2 separate regions of the Homo sapiens genome follow, and region 1 is linked to region 2. The links are chromatin loops, found by intact Hi-C in ENCODE. Cell type or tissue: CD14-positive monocyte. All regions are shown on one strand. Links, peaks and the distances in the headings refer to the core of each region. The heading gives the core; the rest is flanking DNA.

Region 1 (5,382 bases), core at 61-5,060, 240 kb before region 2:
GTGGTCCTATATGGGCAACACCTACAAGCCGTGGGTCTCTCATTTCCCAGAATGATAGTGGTAAATTCAAGCCCTCTAGCTCACTTAATCACATACTCAATTAGGTACAGGAGACACTTTAAAAAAATGTATGCTGTGCTGATGATGTTGTTTATTCAGTTATAGGTAAATCCAATAATGGTGAAATAAAATCCTTCAATATTAAGTGTATTCCTGGCCATTTAGAGAAGGGGTGTGTGTGTGTGTGTGTGTGTGTGTGTGTGTGTGTGTGTGTGTGTAAGGATACAGTTAAAGCAGACTTGGGTAATGTAAAATACCACAGAAAGTAGGGGTTTCCAAGGAAAACATGGGGGAAACTCTGTATGAGAATCTAATGTATGCTATAGCTTTTAAAAGGAAACATTAATAGTGAAACATGCCCTCAAAGGGCAAGCCAGTAATAAATTTCGTGTCAGAAATTACCTGTCAGTAGGATTATGTTAAATAATGTTGAATTGTTATTAGTCGAAGGGGAAAGAGAAGAGTGACTTTCTAAAAAATGTTCAAAGAGTATAATGTTTCACATACAAATCCCATTATTGTTTAATGGCATTTTTGTACTTATCCCTTCTCAAAGATGTATTGAAAATTTTGGCCACTTTAATTCATCCCTCAAATGTAGTCGTTATGGGAAAAGAAGCCAAACTTCATGCAGGAATTTGGAGTTACCCAGGGGACTAGTGTATCTGATTGGACGTCCACTGTAGTATGTCCTAATCGATAAACGTGTGTGTGCCTGCTTACTGGGACTACAGAGGAAAGCAGTTTCACCTCTATACCTCAGCAAACCATTCGTGAAGTAGCAGGGGCCCCTCTATTTCAACATTTTGAGCACTTTTGCTTGTTTTGGCCAAACAACTAAAAATATATTTTTCCCCTTGAAAAGTATTCGCATTGCAAATGTGTGACCGTCTAAGAATTTTTAAGGTTCATTGCAATATATTGGGTCTGAAACTGATGGCACTTGCTGAGGCAGGGCCCAGATCCTGCCCCAGGTGCAGTGAAGGCAGAAGCCTGAGTGGGAACAGACTGTGAAACAACTGAGGCTTAAATTGTGACCTAACACATTGCCACCCGGCTTGAGCCTATCCTCTTTACGACTTATGACTCATAGGTGTCAAATCATCAAGTGATTACACCCAGAATGAAAGAGTATTTCGACTTCATGTGAATTGAATGAAGAATGATTGCGACCTTAGATTTGGGTTTCTGAAGGACAAAGTTAGAGATAAGCTCTGGGACTACTCCTTCTGCTTTGATTTCATTCACCGATTACTGGTCATTAACTGCCCTGTGTCTCGTTTGAAAATTGCTGTATTTGATATTTCATGATATTTGGACCAGATCTCGCCAACAAACTCAGTAGGCATTTGTGGAAATCTTGATTTCTTTGGGTCATCAAATCTCAATTTTAGTAAATGGCCTCCGCGGTAATTCACAAATGGGTTCAGGGTGGCTTAGAGTCAGAGTTCAAAGTGCAAGAAAGTGGATCCTTTCAGGGGCAACCTGCAGTCCAGAGAGGCTTCTTCCAGTTGGAACATTTAGATCAGCTTCAGGAATGTTATGTCTTAGATGTTATTTGAATGACATTTCAGTCTTTACTTATTTATTAATTTTTGGTTTTTTGACATAGGGTCTCACTCTGTCACCCAGGCTGGAGTGCAGTGATGCAACCACAGCTCACTGCGGTCTTTGAACTACCAGCCTCAAGAGATCCTCTCACCTCAGCCTCCTGAGTTGCTGGGACTACAGGCACACAACCCCACACCCAGCTAATTTTTTGTATGTTTATAAAGTGGGGTTTCACCATGTTGCTCAGGCCAGTCTCAAACACTTGGGCCCAAGCGATCTGTCCTTCTCGGCCCCCTGAAGTGTTGGGATTACAGGTGTGAGCCACTGTACCCAGGCAGAATATTTTAAAGCTTGTTCAGATGGCAGTCATTTGTGCTATATCCATTTGGGATTTGATCTTTTGGTTATGGGATGATCTTTTAATGACATTGCAAAATGTATGTTTCAGAATGTCCTATAAATAGTTTAAAGATACAGAGCCAAAGCTGCCATTGTCACTTATAACATGGATGAGACCAAGACTAAGTGAGACTATGCTCTTTCCAAGGAGACATCACCTTCCCCACCAATAGGTTCCATGTTCTGATCTAGTCTGGCTTCAGTCAGACTGGAAACTTTTTGAGACACTGCTTATGCCTCACCCCTAATGAGAGCCCCTTGCACTTCCAAAAACCTCTTACTTTCGTGTGAAATTCTTTCCTAGCTTCCAGCTTTTTGATTTAATTTAATTTTTAAGAATTTAGAAAAACAGCCTTTTGTTATAATTGTGGACAAAGTTTCTTAATTTTTTTCTTATGGAAAATTTAAAACATGTTATGCAAGCAGAAAGGTTAGGCTAATGTCCCCATCCCATGAACTCCATCACCCAACCTGAACAATTATCAGCTTACAATCACGTTTCATCCATGTCTCTACTCACTTTTAGCCTCTCTCAAGGTTATACGAAGCACATCCTAGTTATCACAGCATTTCATTCATATTTTAACATGGCTATATAAAAGATAAGTAGTCTTTAAAGAAAAGTAACCACAATACCATTTCTCCACCTAAAATATTACCCATACTATATTAATGTTCTGAAAACACCCTTCGAATTTCCTTGATGTCTCTTTTTTTGTCCTTTATTATTTTTTGAATTACTTTGCTTTATTTTTCATGTGTAAAAACACCATATGGTGGCCACAGTGGGAAGCCAGGTCCTCTGCACTAAGACTTTGGTGTGAGTCTTTAGGAGTTGGTCAGTGAATTCCTGATAAGAGACTCTGTTAATGTGGTCTCTTTCCAGAGGTGGGTTGGGAGGTAAAATAGCTCAATGTCTTGGAGACCGCATCAGAGGTGGCTGTGGTGAAATTGCCCTAGGTGGCAGTGTAGCCCCTGGCCAACATGTAGCATTCATAGATACTGGCCTTAAGCAGCAGTTTCTTAGGCACAGGGATTGAGATGATGCCATTGTCTCTGGGAGTCAGGAGGAGGTGCGCCAGAGCCACGGAGGCCAGTCACCTTTCAAGGGACCACTTAGGGCTCACCTATCTTGTTCCCCACAGTGTCCTCGAGCAGACAGGTGATGGAGAGCTCAACCAGGATGTTGGCCTTGCCCATGACAGCAGCTACTCAGGCTGACATGGCTATGCAGTCTCTGAGTGTAACAAATGCCTTGAACCTGGTCTGCTGGCTGGCACAGGTCTGCTTTTGCATGAGCTTAATCCACAAAACTTCATCCTTGAGGGACCTCCCTGGGAAAAAGTCAATGATTTTAGACTCCTCAATGGGCAAGGAGAAATCATGACTAACCTCCAGGGCCTTGATCTTCATTCCTTGGGCAGGCAGTCCCGCATGGTGACCCAGAACCACTCCTTGGCCTTGGCCTTGCCTCTGTGGTCTAGGCCAGGTTCGTGACCCTGGCCCTGGACACAGCTGCCAAAGCCTCCACAGAGCTGCCATGACCTCTCATTACAGGGCCCCGGAGTAGCAACTATGTCATTGTCACTGGTATTTTCTCAGAGAATCAAGACTGTAATAAGGTTCATACTTAAAATTGGTTGACATGTCTTCTAAAACTCTTAAATCACAGATCTGAGTTCTCCATCATTTTTCCTGACAATTTATTTGTGCAACAGCCTGTAGAGTTTTGTACAATCTGAGTATTCTGATTGCATTTCCATAGTGTCAGTTTAATAAGTTTCTCTGTTTCTTGTATCTCTTGTAAACTGGTAATTAGGGGCTTTTAGGTTTGATTTAGAGTCAAGTTCAAATTTTTGGCAGGAATACTTCCCATGTGGTATGGCACATTTCTATTAGGAGGCACCAATGGTTGGCTTGTTTTTCTCTTTGGGCCATTGGCAGTCACTGACACGGTCTATATCCATTATTTCTTTAGGGATTATGAAATGGTGAAGTCTGATTCTGTCATTCATTCTTTGTTTATTAGCTGGAGTACTTCTATGAAGAGAACCTTCTCCTCATCAACTCTTTGGTTACCCTGAATTCCAGTTCAATACTTCTTCAAGCGTGTGACCCATTTATTCTGGTTTCAGAGAGATGCCTTTTTTTTTTAACCTAATGGGTACCCAGAAACAACTATAGGAAATAAAACCTCACCCATAAAGGGAGGTATTGAGCAGCAGAAAAACTCCAGAACAGGGGTCTCCAGGGTCTTGACTCAACCTCTGGCACCTGTATGATGTTGGACAAGCTGTATAATTTCTCAGAGTTAGTGGACTCCAGGCTTCTATCTGCACTCCAACCAGAGAGGCAGTTTTTTCTATTTGTTTTAAACAAATAAAGCTACAGCCTTAAAAAATTGTGTACAGTTTATTACTAAGGTATCTTTCAGCTTAAACAGTTTATGATTTTCATTTATGATTTAAAAAAACAAGTCCATGTTAGGAAACTTAGCAATCTGATGACCAACAGATACCAAGTGTTATTTCTAAAAATGCATTATTTCATTTATTAATTCAATAGTTCATTTATTTCTCCATTCTTTAAACAAGTGTTTGTACTATCTAAGTCCCTATAAAGCATAAAGCTTAGGCGTAGACATTGTAGGCACTAACATTTTGGGGATCACTTGGAGGTACCATTCTTGAAGCCTCAGCCTGAAATTCACAGAGTTGAGGAAAGGATCCTGGAATTCTTGGAAGTCTTTCTAAAAATCATCCACAAGAAGGATTCCAGGTACATGAGAGCTAAACTTGGAATTTTCCCCATGGAAAGTCTGTTTGCTATGCAGAGCCAGCTTAGGGAGTATTTAACAACATCCCTGGGAGGGAAGAGCAATTTAGAACATCTGGAGACTGCTCATTAATTGTTTATATGATAATGTTGATCTGAAATTGTAGAAACGAAAACCTGATCTGTGATCCCTCCTTCTCAACCCATTTCCCATTTCTTTTTTACCCGTGCAACTGATGAATGCACACAGGTCAGAAGTATGAGGACTGGTTTGAGGACAGTTTCAGGTTCCAAATAGGAATTATGGATCCTACTTTCTCTTTAGTGCATCTTATATTCCACTGTGGGTGTGTTCATTATTAACAGTGGCTAAGACTGAGGGGCTGAACAGGGAAAGGAGAGCAGAAAACAGAATTCCAGAATCCACCATTTGAATCACACTGGTTTGTGATGGAGGAAGCACATAAATAACATCTACAGTTCTCACCTCTGAAACTAAGAGCAATGGGGGCTTCCCTTCTTCACAGTTTCACCCAGTTCTTATTCACAGAAGGTGCTGTTCTCCTAGCACTTAATAATTCAATAATGAGAGTTGGA
Region 2 (5,382 bases), core at 155-5,154:
CCTCTCCCTTTCTTCTACTGCCCTGCCCACTTGTGTTGCCTTCACACACACACACACACACACACACGCACACACACTTCATGTGCATGAAGATATTCACAGCACTTAGCTCCCTCTAAAAATGGGCTGGAATTCTATAGTTGAAAAATCTAGATTCAGACCTCTGACTCCAGTACATGGGGCTTTTCCATGCAATAGGTGAAGTCAGACGTTTGTCATTTGAGACACAGAACCCTGACTTGTTACTTCATGACACAGCCGGTGGTTTAACTACTCCCATCTTGATTCCAGATTTAAACACATAGTTGAAAAGAAATGTAGCCCTTCCTGAATTGGAGAATCATAAATGGGAAAAGGGGAACCAAAGTTCCCTTTTAAACCTGCATCTTTGCTTTTGTTGTTAACTAATAAAGTCTGTAGTTGATAGCTAAGCACTGAATGAAAATTAATTGTTAAATTCTGAGAATTGAACCTTCTTGTATTTTAATTTTGTTCAAACGTATTTTTTTCTTTTTCTTTTTTTTGTAAAAAAAAGAAAAAGCACAAACTTTCTTCTGCCTGCAACATTTCAGTAGGGTAAAACATCCTTTCTTTGTATTTGAATTCACTTTTTTGATGCAAGAAGAAAGGGAAAGATCTTGATGCAGGAAAATGGCATTGGCTCACAGATGCTATCTGCCATGCTTTTGTGCAGCTTACTTTATAACATACATGGGGCAGGATTTCTAGACTCTACCTTTCCTCACCTAATAATTCACCCTTTCAGTCCCTGTGCACATATTTATCAAGGTTGGGAACTTTTTTTCCGATTATTTAAAAGTCGTCATTGCAGTTACTTCCTCTGAAACAGACCACCTCTTTCATTAGGAATATTTATGGGAAATAATATATTTGTACAGTTGAAAGTATCACCTGTTTTGCTAAGTCAGTTCTTGTCTGAACTCAAATATGCTGTTAGAGGGTTTACTCAACAACACTCACTAATGGAAAGCACTAATCAAAACTTTTCTACAGCAGTAAATTTTTATATTCTTTAACCACTGGATTCCAATTAAATGTATTCAATATAGCAAGCTTTGATTAAACAAATTTTTAAAAAGAGATTATGTATACAGCCCTGTGGAAAACAAGGCAGGTTAGGTATGCAGGCACTTGTATATTCTTAATAGAAGTCTTTACCTGAAGGTAAAACCCAATAAAGTGTACCCTATAATGTGCTAGAGACCCTATGTTGATTTACCTGTGTTACATCGTCAGCAGAAATCAACTTTACCAGGTACACACCATGCTTATATATTTAATGCATATAAAAATGCATATAAAAGATCCTTTTTTCTTTATATAAAGAATTACTGAATTTCATTAGGCCACATTTTTCTCTAAAAAAGTTCTTTGTTAACCATGGGATAACTGATTGCAAATAAAGGAAGTTACGGCACTGTGCCGATGTTTATAAAGGGAGGGAAAATCCTTAATGTGAGCCTACAATTTCGATGAAAAAGAAAAACCATCATAAATACAAGAGCTGGCCTTACTCTAACATACATTAGCAAGATCTTTCAAAGGATCTCCCTGCTTTCACTGACATATAAGTATTTTCCTAAATGACTCAAAAAAAAGACGTTAGGATACTTAATTGAAGTCTATAAGGAGAGGTCTGGGAATAGGAGGATGAAAATCATTTGGTTTTTGTTTTGAAAAAACAAAAAAAAAATCCATTTTTCCTCATCTGAGGATATTTAAACACAACATCTCTATACATTTTCCATAAAAATATCACAGACCTTTCATATGTCAGATTCCCCTCCCCCACTATAAGTTTCAGGATTAGTTGCAGCCTTAGAAAAATATTTAATTCTCTTTGCTCTGTGACTTGGCTTAATGAATCTAGGTTGAGTTTCTTTAGGAAATATAAGAAGCCTCTTGACAACTGAGAAGCCTCCCAGACACTCATTTCTGTCAGAGTTTTCCAAAACCACACGAATAAGCTGTGGCCAGGGAGGTGCCTACATCCGACAAGAAAAGAAGAACACGGGCTTCCTTCCCTGACCTCTGCTATGTTTGAGTGAGAAATGTGTTTATTGCTCAGTCTCACTGAGTGTTTAACTGTTCCAGTTGTGCAAATTATGAGCACTTTCAGTGAAAATTATGAGCGCAGAAGCCTTTCTTTATTATTTCCAACTGTCTGATCTGTTTTGTCCTTGTTCACCACCACCTTTGAGAATTGCAAAAAAAAAAAAAAAAACTATGCCAGTTATTTTTGTAATACTACCATTGCATTAAAACCTTTAACCATAAAGTCCTCTAGTGATTTTTCTTTCCCTCAAAATTTGTATTGCTTTTAAAAAGCATTGCATTAAGATTCTGAACGTTTAACGGAGAGAAGGGTGACATTAGTACACATCCTTTTTAAACTCCTGATTGAAACAAAACAAAAACTACGCAAAAGACCTGCTTCTTTGCCTTGGGCCCTGACTTTTTAGGGGGCAGGGTCTTCTGCGAGGGGCGGTTAAGTGGCAGGGAAGCGCAGATCCCGCTGCACGCCGCAGCAGCCCGGGTGTGGAGCGCGCAGAGGGGGCACCTCGGCTGAGTTTCGGGCACGCTGCGCACCCACGGGAGGATTTCAGGGAGGCGGTGGCCAAGTCGGGGAGCGCATGCCGGGGCCGTACTCCCTCCTGGGACAGCGAGCCTTCCGAAAGTCCGAGCCCCAAGAAAAGTTGACCCTGGGTCTGAGAGTAAGAGGGAGGAGCCGAGAGCATGGACTAGAGAGGCACGGAGCCTCCCGGGCCCTGAGGCTGCCGCCTCCCTCCGCAGCAGCCACCTCCTCCCGCCCTTTACAAAGACAAGCTCCTTGCTCCCAGGAGTCGGCCTGCCCATCCCTGAAATGTGCACGTGAAGGAGGTAGCCTTGGTAGCCAGGGAAGGTGCGGTGCCCGTGCCGGGGCCGCGGGGCGTGCGGGAGTCCTGGGCGTCGCCGCACCTGCCGGTCTCCTCTGGGAGTCCTGGGCCGAATCCTCAGTTCGGGCGCCCTCTGGCGCCGCCGTGGGGAAATCATCCGGCGCCAGGCGCCATGCCGCACAACACTGTGGAGCAGCCCTGCCGGCGGGGTGGGTGCCTCCTATCTAAGGCACTGGACCAGGGGCTCTGCCAGCAAACATGGTTCTTCCATCAGCGTGTCGGGGTTGCAGAACCTCAGGGCATGGTTTCCCTCGGCAAGGTGTTAGACGCCAATTATCTTCCCCCGACAGACTTCTGTGAGACTTCAAAGGGAAGAGAAAGGAGGATCCCAAGACTTCCAACTCCCTCTTCCTCCCTCCCTACACACGCGCGCACGCGTAAACACACCCACATGCACACAAACACACACACCCTATTCTTTACCTATCCACAGGATCTCTAACATTATTCTTAACCCCATGTGATGGCTTTTTTGATATGTCAACTTGACTAAGCTAAAGTTCCCATTGATTCACCAGACACTAATCTAGCTGTTACTGTGAAAGGGTTTGATGATGTCATTCAAGTCATTAATCAGTTCACTTTTAAGTAAGGGAGGTTATACTGGATAACTTGGGTGGGCCTGGCCTAATCAGTCGGAAGCCCTCAAAGCACAGCCAAGACTCCCCAGAGAGAGACAGAGACCGAGACAGAGAGGAGGTCACATCCATGAACAACAGCGCAGCCATGCCCAGAGCTCCATTCTGCTTTTTAGCTTCCCCTCCTGACTCCCTGTCCTGTGGACTTTGGATGTGCTTAGGCAGCTCCCACAACACCATAAGCCAATTTTTTTTTTTTTTTTTTTTTTTTTTTTTTTTTGAGATGGAGTCTTGCTCTGTCACCCAGGCTGGAGTGCAATGGCACGATCTTGGCTCACTGCAAGCTCCGCCTCCCAGGTTCACGCCATTCTCCTGCCTCAGCCTCCCGAGTAGCTGGGACTACAGGCGCCTGCCACCACGCCCGGCTATTTTTTTTGTATTTTTAGTAGAGACGGGGTTTCACCGTGTTAGCCAGGATGGTCTCGATCTCCTGACCTCATGATCCACCCCCCTCGGCCTCCCAAAGTGCTGGCATTACAGGCGTGAGCCACCGCGCCCGGCCAGCATAAGCCAATTCCTAGTAAGACATCTCTGAATGGATATATTGGTTCTGTGTCTGAGGTTGAACACTAGCTGGTACAACCCACACAATCCAAATCAGAAAAAGTATGAAGGAAATTCAGAGTGCCAGAAGATGCCACCTCATCCCTCCTATCTGTCAGTCAGTATTCTCTGAATGTCTAGCAGTGGCAGGCACAAGACACTGTACTCTGGAGATACCTCCAAGGACAGAGCACACTGGGTTTCTTCTTCGATTTGGGCTTCAGTGCCTGCTGCTAAGTTAGATGGGTGAATAAGAGAGGCAGTGGCTATAAAGGTTAGTGAAGCTCTCTCTCTCTCTCTCTCTCCCTCTGACACACACACACACCCCTCCATGTGACAACTTTGGAGTTTTTAAACCTAGACCAGAAACCAGCTTTAATTAATGGTTTGTTGTGGGTACTTGTGGCATGCTTGGAGCTACACAAAAATACAGTAGGAGGAGGACGCCTGTGAGGAGAAGCAGACAGCAGTCTTTGCCTTGCGGGCCCTCTATCTATCACCACTAAAGGTAAAATGCTGTTTATCCATTGCCAAACCTCCTGAGTCATCCACCCCCACAGTGCATTTTCTTTGCACTTACTGTTTCTATGCATGGCAAAGGGGTGACACACTGATAATGGATCAGAGCAGTAAAATGTTGGCAAAGACTCAACAGGCTGGGAAGAGGAAGCCTCCTCTCTAGATTGATCCAGGGCTACTGGTCCTAGACCAAATTGGAATGTCCAATAAAGACCGCATTCCTTCTCTAACATCTACCCCTTCCCTGAGCATCAAGGCCTGTTCCAGGATGGCAGTAACCCTGTGTAATTCAATCCAACAAATGTTTAATGAACACCTACCATGCTACAAGTCCACCCTCTACAATCTGGTGTCCTGAAATGGCTTTTGTAATTATCATTGGCCTGCAAATGGCTTGCTATATTAAGTGGATAACTTTCATGGATATTCTGTTGGCTTCTCCATGAATTTTTACCTCTTGGGCTATTTTCTCCTGGAGATTCACACCGTCCCTTGGGCTCAGTCACAACTCTGTCTGGATTTTATCTCCTGTTTGTCTTGTTTGTTTCTTTTCAGCCCTCTTTAGAAGGATTTCCTTCTCACCCCCACTCCTCCAGATTTTAAAGTAGGTGTGTTCAAGGCTCTGTATTGGCCACCTTCCTGACCCTATTCCTATCTATTCTCCCTCCTCGAGAGATGAACAGACCTCTGCTGACCTCCAAGTCCTTATCTCTAGCGTGGACCTC

Evidence for each region. Hi-C counts contacts between places; a loop is a spot of excess contacts. Peaks named below come from ENCODE experiments on the same cell type or tissue, not always from the same donor. Only the 100,000 strongest peaks of a DNase experiment are listed, where the experiment ranks them.
Region 1: a loop joins it to region 2, with 3 times the contacts of the local background. A loop is called at or near these places in 52 of 110 quality-filtered maps.

What each region holds. Positions count from the first base shown.
Region 1 is chr7:28,612,312-28,617,693 of GRCh38, forward strand. All of the region lies in intron 5 of CREB5 (cAMP responsive element binding protein 5), which reads left to right. It also overlaps the pseudogene RPS2P30. Among named protein-coding and RNA genes, the nearest start is that of CREB5, 200 kb to the left of the region's middle. RefSeq lists an enhancer at 1-336. In CD14-positive monocyte, for the core only: CTCF peaks have their summits at 2,957 and 3,163; no DNase peak of the experiment used is centred there.
Region 2 is chr7:28,851,338-28,856,719 of GRCh38, forward strand. No RefSeq gene overlaps it. Among named protein-coding and RNA genes, the nearest start is that of TRIL, 100 kb to the right of the region's middle. RefSeq lists a silencer at 2,777-2,976. In CD14-positive monocyte, for the core only: CTCF peaks have their summits at 3,011 (motif pointing left) and 3,212; a DNase peak (open chromatin) is centred at 3,034; H3K4me3 peaks cover 1,047 bases; H3K27me3 peaks cover 4,216 bases.